Regions from separate parts of the Homo sapiens genome. Here region 1 is linked to region 2. The links are chromatin loops, found by intact Hi-C in ENCODE. Cell type or tissue: spleen. All regions are shown on one strand. Links, peaks and the distances in the headings refer to the core of each region. The heading gives the core; the rest is flanking DNA. Region 1 overlaps RARS1 (arginyl-tRNA synthetase 1). Region 2 overlaps PANK3 (pantothenate kinase 3).

The links. Peaks named below come from ENCODE experiments on the same cell type or tissue, not always from the same donor. Only the 100,000 strongest peaks of a DNase experiment are listed, where the experiment ranks them.
Region 1: it touches region 2 in a loop (2.9-fold over the local background); 53 of 110 quality-filtered maps call a loop at or near these places.

Annotation. Positions count from the first base shown.
Region 1 is chr5:168,493,616-168,496,115 of GRCh38, forward strand. RARS1 (arginyl-tRNA synthetase 1) reads left to right here. Exons shown (of 15, transcript NM_002887.4): 4 at 279-387; 5 at 935-1,035; 6 at 1,700-1,821. Among named protein-coding and RNA genes, the nearest start is that of RARS1, 8.4 kb to the left of the region's middle. In spleen, for the core only: no CTCF peak of the experiment used is centred there; no DNase peak of the experiment used is centred there.
Region 2 is chr5:168,559,203-168,569,233 of GRCh38, forward strand. It overlaps PANK3 (pantothenate kinase 3), which reads right to left. Exons shown (of 7, transcript NM_024594.4): 2 at 9,444-9,796; 3 at 6,811-7,064; 4 at 4,687-4,863; 5 at 2,191-2,314. MIR103A1 (microRNA 103a-1) reads right to left here and starts at 1,771; the gene lies at 1,694-1,771. It overlaps MIR103B1 (microRNA 103b-1), which reads left to right and starts at 1,702; the gene lies at 1,702-1,763. In spleen, for the core only: no CTCF peak of the experiment used is centred there; no DNase peak of the experiment used is centred there; H3K27ac peaks cover 412 bases.

The DNA of each region.
Region 1 (2,500 bases), core at 1-2,500, 70 kb before region 2:
AGAGCGAGACTCCATCTCAAAAAAAAAAAAAAAAAAAAATAGTTCCAGGTATTTGTGTGTAACGTATTTGGAAATAGAGATCATGTAGTGTGGGCACTTTCTATGCCTCTTGGCACTATTGATACTTTAATCTGTCATTCATAATGTGATTGGACTTCTCTGCTTCTGCCTTTTGATGGTTCTTAACGTAAAATGCATCTCGTGCCTTGTCAGGTGTGCATTTGCGAGTAACTTGCTGAAATCTGTTGTGTAATGAATCATTTTATATTGTGTTGTAGATGCTCAAAACCAAGGAACAGAAAGTTAATCCAAGAGAAATTGCTGAAAACATTACCAAACACCTCCCAGACAATGAATGTATTGAAAAAGTTGAAATTGCTGGTCCTGGTATGACATAATGTTATCCTTCTTAATAGTTGTATTGAACATGAGTCCTTTTTGAAGTTAAAAAAGAACACACATTTTAATTACAGGGTTAAACTTTGTATACTGAACAAGATGGTGAAAGCACTGTGGATTGTGATATAGGAAATTGAAGTTTTAATCTAGACTCAGCTACCACTTTTAGCTGCCTTATCTTGAATGAGTTACTTTGCCTCTCTGTGATTCAGTTTTTCATCAGCAAAATGAGGATAGATAATGGCAGATAAGTCTTCGGCACAAGGGCCTTCTGTTTTCTGTTAAGAGGCGAACAGATTGTTTGCTGAAAGTGAAAGGGCCCTGAGTTAAGTAGGAAGGTTTCAGGAGAGTGGTGAAGGCTTGAAGTAGACGGTGAGACAGGAGCTTACAAGACAGCTTAAGTCAAGGCCACAACTGGTATTGGAATCCGGAAGAATTTTGCCAGAGCCAGGTCAGTGTCTGGAGCAAATCCTTAGGAGCGAGTGATTATTCAAGATAAGACAGTATCTGATATTTTTTCTCTTCTATCCATTAGGTTTTATTAATGTCCACTTAAGAAAGGATTTTGTATCAGAACAATTGACCAGTCTTCTAGTGAATGGAGTTCAACTACCTGCTCTGGGAGAGAATAAAAAGGTATATGTACACTCTTCTATTAATATATTAGTATCTTAGAACTGCGTGGAACCAAGCATGGTGGTATGTGCCTATAGTCTCAGCTACTTGGGAGGCTGAAGCAGGAGGATTGCTTGAGCCTAGAAGTTCAAGGCTGAGGTGTGCTGTGATCGCACCTGTGAATAGCTACTGCACTTCAACCTGGGCAGTATCATGAGACTTCATCTCTAAAAAAGAAAAAGAAAAACGAACTGCATGGAAAGTGCTGAAACCGGGAATGGATTTCACTTTTATACTGAAATTTAATCATTCACATTTGAGATTATGAACATTTATGAAGTAGCCTTTCCCCTGGGTCTAGCATGTTGTGTGATTTTTTTTTTTTTTCACTTAATTCCACAAGGCATTTGAGGTAGCCAATTGATACACAGATATCACTGAAATAGAATGGATAATTTGTATACATGAATTTGATTCTTTTTCAGTTAAAAATATACAAGCAGATCCATCATAAAATCAAACATGGTTGAATTACGGCCCAAATTAATGTTTAAGTCTGAGTTTGTTATTAAATGTGTTATTAATGAATGCATTGGAACAAAATGTTTATGCTCCTCTTAAAAAAATCTTTCTCTCTTTATGTTTATGCCCCTCTTAACAGCCTTTCTCTTTTTGTCTACCCCAGGTTATAGTTGACTTTTCCTCCCCTAATATAGCTAAAGAGATGCATGTAGGCCACCTGAGGTCAACTATCATAGGAGAGAGTATAAGCCGCCTCTTTGAATTTGCAGGGTATGACGTGCTCAGGTATGTGCTCTTGCCTTGCGTACTATTCTCTTTCCTTATTTTCTTGTTTGGAAAATTCTATAGAACATGGAATATCTCACTCAAGAAAGAACATTCGACTAAATCAGTGGTTCATCAGCTTAGTTCTTCTTTACAACCACCCAGTAAGCTTTTAAAATATGTCCTGAGCCTTTCCTCTGAACCTTTTTTACTATTTTATTTTTTTAGACTCTTAGTGGAACCAAGGACAAAACTCCTTCATTCTACACATGTTTCTTGAGGACCTCTTGTATGCAATGGGTTTATATCCTAGCAGGGAGAGAAGTAGTAAAGAAACAGGTTGTTTTGGGCCTTGTAAGCTGTGAGAGGCAATTGAGATTTTATTCTAAGTGTACTGGGAAGCTATTAGAGAGTTTTAGTTTGTGAAGCAGGGTGATCAAATTAAAGATTAGCCTGGGTACCATGGCTCACACCTATAATTCCAGCACTTTGGTAGGCCAAGGTGGGAGGATCACTAGAGGCCAGGAGTTCTAGGCCAGCTTGGGCAACATAGCAAGAACCTGTCTCTATTTTTTATATTTTTAAAGAAATAAAAATTTTTAAATAATACAAATTAAAGATTACTCTGGTTACTTACTGTGAAGAAGCTAGACAAAGAAGGGAGACTATAACAGTAAGTGTTAGGCCAGGCACGGTGGCT
Region 2 (10,031 bases), core at 4,304-6,803:
TACAATATAAAAGGTTTCTAAATATTTATTTAAAATTTATTTTAAAATGCAAAAAAACACAACTACGCTTTATTAGTATAACACCTACTACATTCCTGGCATATAGCTGTATAATCCTGAATATTTAAAAATTAGTTCTGCACACATCATCCAAAATCCACAAAATGTGTAACACCAAGAGAGAACCCTAAATTATGGACTTTGGGTGATGATGATGTGTGCACAGGGTTATGGACTGTAACACATGATCACTCTACTATGGGATGCTGAGGATGGAAGTGGGCTGTGTGTGTATGGAAGGTGGTATATGGGAACTCACTGAGCTTTCCACTTAATTTTACGTGAACCTGAAACTGATCTAAAAAATAAAGTCTACTTTTAAAAAAAGGTTCCAGAAAGACTCTAGCAGATGATTTCAGGTGAGATTTGTTTTTGAAAATGGCCAATAAATAGCCCCCTTACAAAGTCATTTGGAGACACATTACTGATGTGATTAAAAAAAAAAATCAAAACATGGTAAGTACTATAAAATGCATTTAGTTGATAAGTAGCAAACTTGGCCCACACATTGCAATGCATGTTGAACAATGACATGCAACTGTGGATTCTACAGAATTGGAGAGTAATACTGACTGGGGTACTGGCATGTGCATTCCCCTAGGATTCTAGCATTCTTTCTCCGTCCCCTGCCTGATTCATCAAATCATTCTCTCTCTGCAAAGATTCCACACTAATTTGGTTTCTTAGATTATCTCTATGATTAGGAAATCTTACAAAGGGGAACTGGTGTTTGAATCACCAGAAAACTTATTTCGACTCTCACACTATACTGACTTTTGAGTAGAAATCTTTGTACATAAGTTGGGATACTGTAAACCATGGCCTAAATTATTGTTAACTCAATTGGTCAGTGGAAATTTAGACATAAAGGGCTAAGAATAAAGGTCTCAAATTGTTGTCAGCTCCCAACATGGTCTACTAGTAACTCCATCAACCAACTAACACTTAAGTTTCTAAGTTATTAAAAAACTGATGAGACCAAGTTCTGGATTTAAATACAGAATAATTCAGAGGATTTGCATATTTGTTCTCTCTGCTGGAAGCTTTCTCCCCAAAATGTCTACATGCACAGTTTCCCCCTCACCTCCTTCAAACCTCTGCCTAAGAATCACATTTTCAATAAAGCTTTCCTTTAACCACTCAATTACTTAGCAATTTGTCCTCTACCACTCTCTGCCCTATTCCCAATCCTCTTTATCCTGTTTGATGGTCTCTTTTTAAAAAAATAGCACTTATCACCTAATACACACTACACAATTTACTTAATATGTCACTAGAATGAATGCAAGCTCCACAAAGCCAGATCTTTGTTTTCTTCATTAATATGTTCCAAATACCCAGAACGATGTCTGGCATCTGGTAATCAGTAAATATTTACTCAATGAATAAATGAATGAATGAACAAATGAAGGGTTCCTTCGAAAAGCGTACTTCCCAATCCATTTAAAGTATTTGATATTTATAAAAATTAAACGGGCAAATATATCTATTATTATATAAGGAAGCTAGAATTAAATATATATATTCTCTTCCAAACAAAGAATCCCAACTATATGGTCAATCTAACAGTATATCCTTTTCACACTTTTCTTGTAACAATAAACACCACTCAAATATCATGAAGAACAGGTCTCAATGCCTTCATAGCCCTGTACAATGCTGCTTGATCCATATGCAACAAGGCAGCACTGTAAAGAAGCCGAGGGCAGTAAGAAAACTTCCAAGAATTTCACTAATCAAATGCAACATTAAGCACTGGTGGTATAGTGGTGAGCATAGCTGCCTTCCAAATGCAAAATTAAGACTAAAAAAAATGCTTTCACAAAGTATCTCAAAATGTCTTATGCTTAGAACTTTCTTTTACATCCTCAAGGGATTTAGGTTGTGTTTTTCTGAAAAAAAATTCTGAATAAATTTCTCCTATTTCAATTTGAATTATCTGCTACTTTCTTTAAAAGTAATATAGCAACTGGATACGTAACATATATACCTAATGAGTCTTGGCATTTAATGGGTTACATCTCAATCCCAGAGGCCTCCTTAGGGAAAGTGAAGAAGCCCTGCTAGGTGTATATAGGACTCCAATTCACATTTTTGATAATTCAAGTTTTGTGTTTTTTGTTTTTTTACCTCATTAACAGCACACATTCGTGCCACAGAACCAATGTTATTGGTGATAGTAACTAAAGTAGCTCTTGCCAGATCTTCTTTACTAACAGATTCTCGCTTCTCCTTATAAATCATATTCCCAAAACTGCAGAAAAATGAAAAATAAAGTCAAATCTGCTGATAAAAAGCAACATTTTACGTATTAACAGATATATCTACAACCTGGATATTTTTATAAAATTAGGACCAAAAAGTAGAAACACATAGGGATAAGATCAAAACAAACTAACAAAAAAAATCTATGCAAGAGTAAAGTAATACCTTTCAAAGAATTAAGGTTAAAATGACATCTCAAAAAAAGCATAGTTAGTTATTATAAGAAAGCAAAGATTACCAAAATATCTTCACTTAAACCTGATTCAAAACAAATTAGCCAAAATTACAAAATGTTTCCAAAAGTATCTCAGCTTTAACTTCAAATTCTTTTTCATTCAGTCACAAGAAACATTTATGACATACCAAGCTTTGTGCTGGAGACAGATAGTCCCTCAAACAGTGAATTAGTCTAGTGCAGCACTGTCCAATAGAAATAAAATACGAGTAATATATAATTTCATATATGTTCTATTAGCCACATTAAAAAGGTAAAAATAAACAAGTGAAATTAATTTTAATTGTACATTTCATTTAAGCCAATATATCCAAATATCATCAATTCAACATGTGGCACTCATAAGCCAAGTGCCTTACGTGGCTAGAGGCTACTGTAATGGACAATGCAGGCCTACATACAAAAGACAGCAAGAGAAGCGCTAACAGTAACAGGGAAAAAATCCAAACAAAGGCTAACCCCAAACAAAGGCTAACCTTGGAAATACAAACAAAAAAATATCTTTTATTACAGTGGTAAGAGAAAAAAGTTAAGAAGGTATGAGGCAGGGCTTTCAGAGCAAAAGGACCAGAAAAAGCCAGAAAAAATGAGAAGAAAAATCTTAGGCAGAGGCAACTAAAGGTTAAAGGCACACAGAAATGAGAAATGAAAACATCTATGAAATCACAAGATGTTTGGTCGGAGTGAAGCGTCTATGCAAGGGAGAGGCAGGAGATATTACTGAAGAGTGAGACAAAGTCCACTATCAAAGGGCACTGGATTCCCTGACAAAGAACTTGGGGTGCACAAGCAACAATGGTTAGGAAGCATAATGGGAGACAAGACTGATAAACAACAGAACAGTAAATTTAAAATATTTAGGAATCAATTTAAAAAGCCATGTATGGACATATTTGGAGAGGCCTTTTTAAATGTGTGAAAGGCACAAAAGTAGCCTTAAACAAACAGACAAGCTAAGTTCTTCAACAGCAAGACTTACTATAAAGATATCATTTGTCCCTAAGTTAATATGTAAACTTACTGAGATTCCAAAAACATTTTTGTAATAGAGAAAATGTTTGCCAAGTTCATACAGAAAATCAAGCAAAGGAGTGAAACTAGCCCTTCTAGAGATTAAAACATACTTTTTATGCCTCTATAAAGCTGAAAGTATAATGCTGGTACATCAACAGAATGAAAAGCCAGCATATGTAAAAAAGCCATCTCAAATCAGTGAAATAAAGATGGATTATTAGACATTAGGGCCTTCTGGAAAAAAAAACAAAAAACCTGAAAAATGAAAGCATGATCTGTAACTCACAAAATACCCTAAGATAAACTATAAGTAAATCAAAGATTTAAGTATAAAAATACCACCATTAACATATCAGAAGAAAATAAGGGTTTATTCCTTTATATATTTGGAATGTAGAAGACTTACTTACTATGAATCAATATCCAGAAGCCATAAAAGAAAAGACTGATAAATTCAACTGTATAACAATCCAACAGAAAAGTAGAACATGAACAATAACTCACAGAAAATAAAATATGCAAGGCTCTTAACCCCAGTGTTGGTAGGAGAAATGTAAATTAAAATTACATTAAGATACCACTTCTCCATCTGATTAGCAAAAATGCAAAAGTTAGCACTCTACTGGTGAAACAGGCACTTTCATTTACCGCTGGTGAGAGTGAAAAACAGTACCGCTCTTTTGCATAATTAACAATATCTCAAAAATGCATTTGCAATCCAACTTTTGGGAATTTATCCTACACCTGTATAAAATAAGGTCAACAACATGTAAAGATTTCTATATGGATACTTTAGAGTATATATAGTATGCCATATAATGGTAGATTACCTTTTGTATATGGGGAGAAAAGTAAAAATATGTATTTGTATTTGCATAAACACTGGAAAGACACTCAAAAATTAAAAAAAAAAAAGTTTCTTACAAGGTGCACTCAGGGTAAACTTCTTAATGTATACTTAATTTTTAAATGACATCAATGTTCAAAACTTGGAACCTAAACTGGATAAGAGAAAGCACCCTTACAACTTTCTGTTACATTGCTTTCCAAAAACATAAGCAACTTGAATTACTTAACTTCTGTAACTTAAATAACACAAATGTTAAACTTACCTAGATGCTACAGCCCAACCTGGCAAACCAAATCTTTCATAATCTCCTCCATAAATATCACGGACCAGCTTGTCAGCTTGTGTGCTATCACCTTTGGATGCCATTTCAAGAGCCTCTTCAAAACTTTCACAGCCAGTCAATAAACTGCATAAACCCAGAAAGGTACCCCCTCCAAGGCTAAAGAAAATAAAGAAACTTGCTAAGTTGCATTTATACATTATATTCTTTCTCTAAAGTAAAAGGGTGGATCATTCATGTATTCAATGAACACACAGAAAAAAAACCTATGACTAATGCTGAGTGCTGAAATAACATAACGAAGGCAACAAAAATTGTTTAGTAAAACCAAACTTGTTAGATCAAAGAATAAACCAAAGAAAAAAATCACTTGGTGGAAACATGAGGAAAGGAAAGACCTATTAAATCTCTCCCAAAGTCTTCACCTAATACCTTACACTCTGTAGTTACCAAAGATAAATTGTTGTGTGTGCATTAAAAAGGAATAAATGTTAAAAATCAGTACCATATTAATTACAAAGAGAAAATCTGTAATTTTTCTTTTGAGACAAGGTCTCACTCTGTCCCTCAGGCTGGAGTGCAGTGACCATGATCATAGCCTAATGTATCCTTGAACTCCTGGGCTCAAGCAATCTTCCTGTTCCAGCCTCCGCAGCAGCTAGACTACAATGCACACTACCACACTGGACTAATATATATGTATATATTTTTGTAGAGATGGGGGTCTCACTATGTTTCCCAGGCTGGTCTTAACTCCTGGTCTCAAGCAATCCTCCACTTTGGCCTCCCAAAGTGTTAGAATTACAGGCATGAACTACCATGCCCATCTTTGTAATTTTAAATCGTTTCCAAGAAATGATTTTGGGAAAGGCTTCTTTACTTGGCCTGACATGGATGAAATCAATTCAATATGATACACTAATATTTCACATGACCTACACATAAATACAATGAGTAAATTTATGTCCAGCTGGCCAACATGTCAATTACAGAAATTTATTTGCTTCTATTATTCTTCTGGATATGCTCACAGAATGAAATCATATCTAATTCCTAAACTGTAAACCTTTGCTCCCTAGTCTCATCTAAATTTCTAGCAAGTTCTACCCCTGAATCACTGTTGGATTTAGTTAACAGACTGAACTTCTTTTAGAGTTAACCGAAGAAGGCAATAGCAGTGTACAATTCTTTGGCATAGAGAATTACAACAGAGGTGAACTTTTAACCACCATAAAAATAAAGTACTAATTAAGTATAATTTAAACAGAATTACTACTTTAAAATTAAAATGAGTTTTTTTCACAAATTAATCTAAAGTATTTGAAAATCTTTCTTCCTTAAACTGGAATCTTCACCTCTCTGTAAAAGTTGATAAAATACATAAAAGAATCATGAGTTTTATATCTTATTTCTCATTCGTATTTCAGGTATTACAGAAAAGTATGTGGGCTATTTGGGAACATTAATGTTATCACAAAAAGAAATCACATTAATTCATCCTATAAGAATAAATTACAATGTTCCCCAGTACTGCAGTTTAAGGGTTTACATATATTAATATCCATTAAAAAGTCAAAAAATAGGTAAAGAAGAAAAATGCTTTGGAAAAAAGAACAAAATATAAACATAATAAAGTTTAAAATCAATAGAACACTGTTGCTTCCAAGTAAATGCTCCAGTTAAATTCTAGAAAAAACGTTACCAGACTCATTCTAGATAAAAATTCACTTTACCATTATGGAAATTTTGATCCCAACTGATGCTGACTAATAAACATTTAATAATTTCAGTTTGAGTCTTGACATACACATCTTATAAAAATACATTATCTGTTGGCTGGGAGCAGTGGCTCATGCCTGTAATCCCAGTACTTTGGGAGGCCGAGACAGGCAGATTGCTTGAGCTCAGAAGTTCAAGAGCAGCCTGGGCAACATGGCACCCTCTTTCACTTAAAAAAAAAAAATATATATATATATATATTTTTTTTTTTTGCTGTTGTGCAAATACATGCTCTTTTACTGGTGAAAATGACATTATTATACTGATTTCATAACTTCTGTGTATAAAACAATGTGAATGCAGCAATACAACCAAAAAGGTCACTACCTTGTCCCAGTCACTCGTTTATAGTTGTCTTTGGAATGGACTGCTAAAATACTGACTCCTGAGCCAATGTTCACTACAAGCAGTGGATAGGGATCATCCAGGTTAAAAGGCATCTTTTGGCATCGCTCAGGTTCTGAGGCATTAGCAAAATAATAGCACTCGGCTTGTCCATTGAAACTGACAGAGTCTATATACAGCAAGCCCTTTACAAGGCAGTCAAGTTCATCCAGTTTGTGCAGGTGGAGGTTTCCAATCTGTTAAAACAAACAAACAAAAACAAAAAAGGATGACATTCAAAAACACTCAACTATATGATTTTCCTGTATTACTTTACAAAAATTAAAAATGGTCTATGACCCCCACATTTTCATTTTGTTTCATGTCAGAATCTCTTTCGGGATTTCATCTAGTCCACTGGTCCTCAGTGAGGGTGGTATCACCTCACTGCTAGTTTTCTAAATGATGGGGAGGAAGGAAGGACCAAACTGACATTTAGTGGGCAGGGACTTGTGATGCCAGACATCTTTAATGGGTGTGACATTTCTGCAGACCAAAAAATTATCCCATCTATGCATTATCTTTGAGTGTTCTGCCAGTCATTTTTATAGTGGCAGTAGGAAAATTATTTATAATTATCTGAGGCTAGAGAATAACAAAGTTATTTTACCTATCTGTCTGTGTATACAAATACAAAAGTATTCGTCCTATGGATTCAGTCACTCCATTCATTCATTCATTCATTCATTTTTGAGACAGAGTCTAGCTCTGTCACTCAGGCTGGAGTACAGTGGCATGATCTCGGCTCACTGCAACCTCCACCTCGTGGGTTCAAGCGATTCTCCGCCTCAGCCTCTCAAGTAGCTGGGATTGCAGGCGCCCGCCACCACGCCTGGCTAATTTTTGTATTTTTAGTAGAGATGAGGTTTCACCATCATTGGTCAGGCTGGTCTCCAGCTCCTAACCTCAAGTGATCCGCCCACCTTGGCTTCCCAAAGTGCTGGAATTACAGGCGTGAGCCACTGTGCCCAACCCACGTAGTTTTAAATATATACTAAATTTGCTAGGAATTGAACCACCACATAAAGCAAGGGAAAATTGTACTTCTTACTGTTTGGAATTTTACCAAGTGTTTGTTTAGCATGTTGGAGGGTCATGTCACCAACAGCAATGCCATTTATGGTATCTTATTTTCCAACAGAACATACCATATCAATCTGGCATGTGTAGCTTTGGTATTCATGATCAATCTATGCATAGGTGCAAGCATATAACTACTTCATGATGTCCTCTGGAATGATCATACTGTTTGTTAATCTACCCACGGATAGATTAATTTCTGATTAATAACTGATACCTTAATCTCCTGTCTTTATATTATAGTTTGAGTACTAGTTTGAAATGATTACATTCATCATTTCAGGTTAGTAAAAAGCGTATTATAAGACACCGTTTATAAAACATTGCAGCTTAGATATCACTTCCTCTGGGAACCTCTTCAACTCTCTAGCTGTTGTTACTCCTCTGTGTTCCCAAGGCACCTCTTTTCATACAGTACTACAGATCTTTACCTCAAATTATATGGGTCTCGCTTCTATGAGCCATTTAAGTTATTTATATTCCTTCTGAGACAGGGTCTCACTGTCACCCATGCTGGAGTGCAATGGCTCAATCACAGCTCACTGCAGCCTCAATCTCAAGAGCTCAAGCAATCCTCCCACTTCATCAGCCTCTTGAGTGGCTGGGACTACAAGCACAGGCCACTATGCTGAGCTAATTTTTTTATTTTTTGTAGAGACGGGGTCCCACTATATTGCCCAGGCTGGTCTCCAACTCCTAGCCTCAAGTGATCCTCCCACGTCAGCCTTTATATTCCATTAACAGTATTTTCTTATGATTTTCAGAAATTAAATTATTCACATTTACATTTTCAAGAAAAACAAATTTCAGTGGTCCTAAACAGAGCCATTCTTTATTCTAATAGAAAAGACTAGAAGCTTGGCAAACCACTCTTTGAACTCTCATTCTAATGGAAAAGACTAGAAGATGGCAAACTGCTAACAGCACATAACTCAAACCAATACTCATAGTTCTCCTGCCAGATCCATTCAAATCACCCCATTTGACACAGGAACATGGCAGGATTAACAGCATAAAAACAGAAAAAAAAGGGTAACAGATTTTCATTCAGGTGTCCATTATACTAACCAAAAGACATTGGTTTCCAGACTTAGGGTTTGGGAAGGAGATGGCCCTGGAAGATTAATATTATTTGAATAAGTAATATTCCAAAAACCATGTAAATGTAGGACAATAGTGAAAATAATTCAAGCTTCATTTATATCTGGCTTTGTACACTGCCAAATTCATTAAAGTCCCCAAATCCCCTTTTTATTGTAGCTTTGTAGTACAGCCCTAAACAAGTTTTACCAAATATTATGTGCAACAACATGACCAAATCCGGGCAATTTTTACTCATCTCATAAACGTGTTTAAAACGCCCCAAGTGAAAGGCAACCATGGATACATATTTCCCACTGCATGTGCAGGGAGAATTAAGGAACATGCTAGATGGAAACCTACTCTCATATTTAAAAACAGGTATCAATTTTCAGTTTTGAGTAAAAGATACCTACTGTGCGAAAATCTTTTTCAAACTTGTAAGCACCACCTCCTGTAGCACATAGCACCGTCTGCAATGTTGAGAAGTTTTTATCTCTTCCCATTTGGATAAAAGTAGGCAGGTCCTGGGTTGGAAACCTGATAAAGTGCAAGTTCCCTCTTCGGCCAAAAAGTGTTAAATCTTTCAGTTCAAGGTGTACATCCCGAATGCCGGTGGATCCATATGCCACGTTAGAAGTCAAATATTTCCGAATACTTTTTAAACTCTCAACTTCTTCTTGCTCTTCCTCTGCTGTGATATCAATAGGTTCAAAGTACGAGAGCTTTACTAGAGTTCCCCCAATGTCCATGCCAAACCATGGGAAAGCTATGGGAGGAAAAAAAAAAAAAAAAAAAAAAATATATATATATATATATATCCATTTTAGAAACACAAATTAAAAACCAGTTAGCCACAAACTTCATTTACTCTGAATCATGCATTCAGGCAATAATATGTATTGGGTAAGACACATGTTCCATGTGGAACTTACCTTTTTCCCTTCAAAGTTTTTTTTTTTTTTTTTTTTTTGAGATGGAGTCTCGCTCTGTTGCCCAGGCTG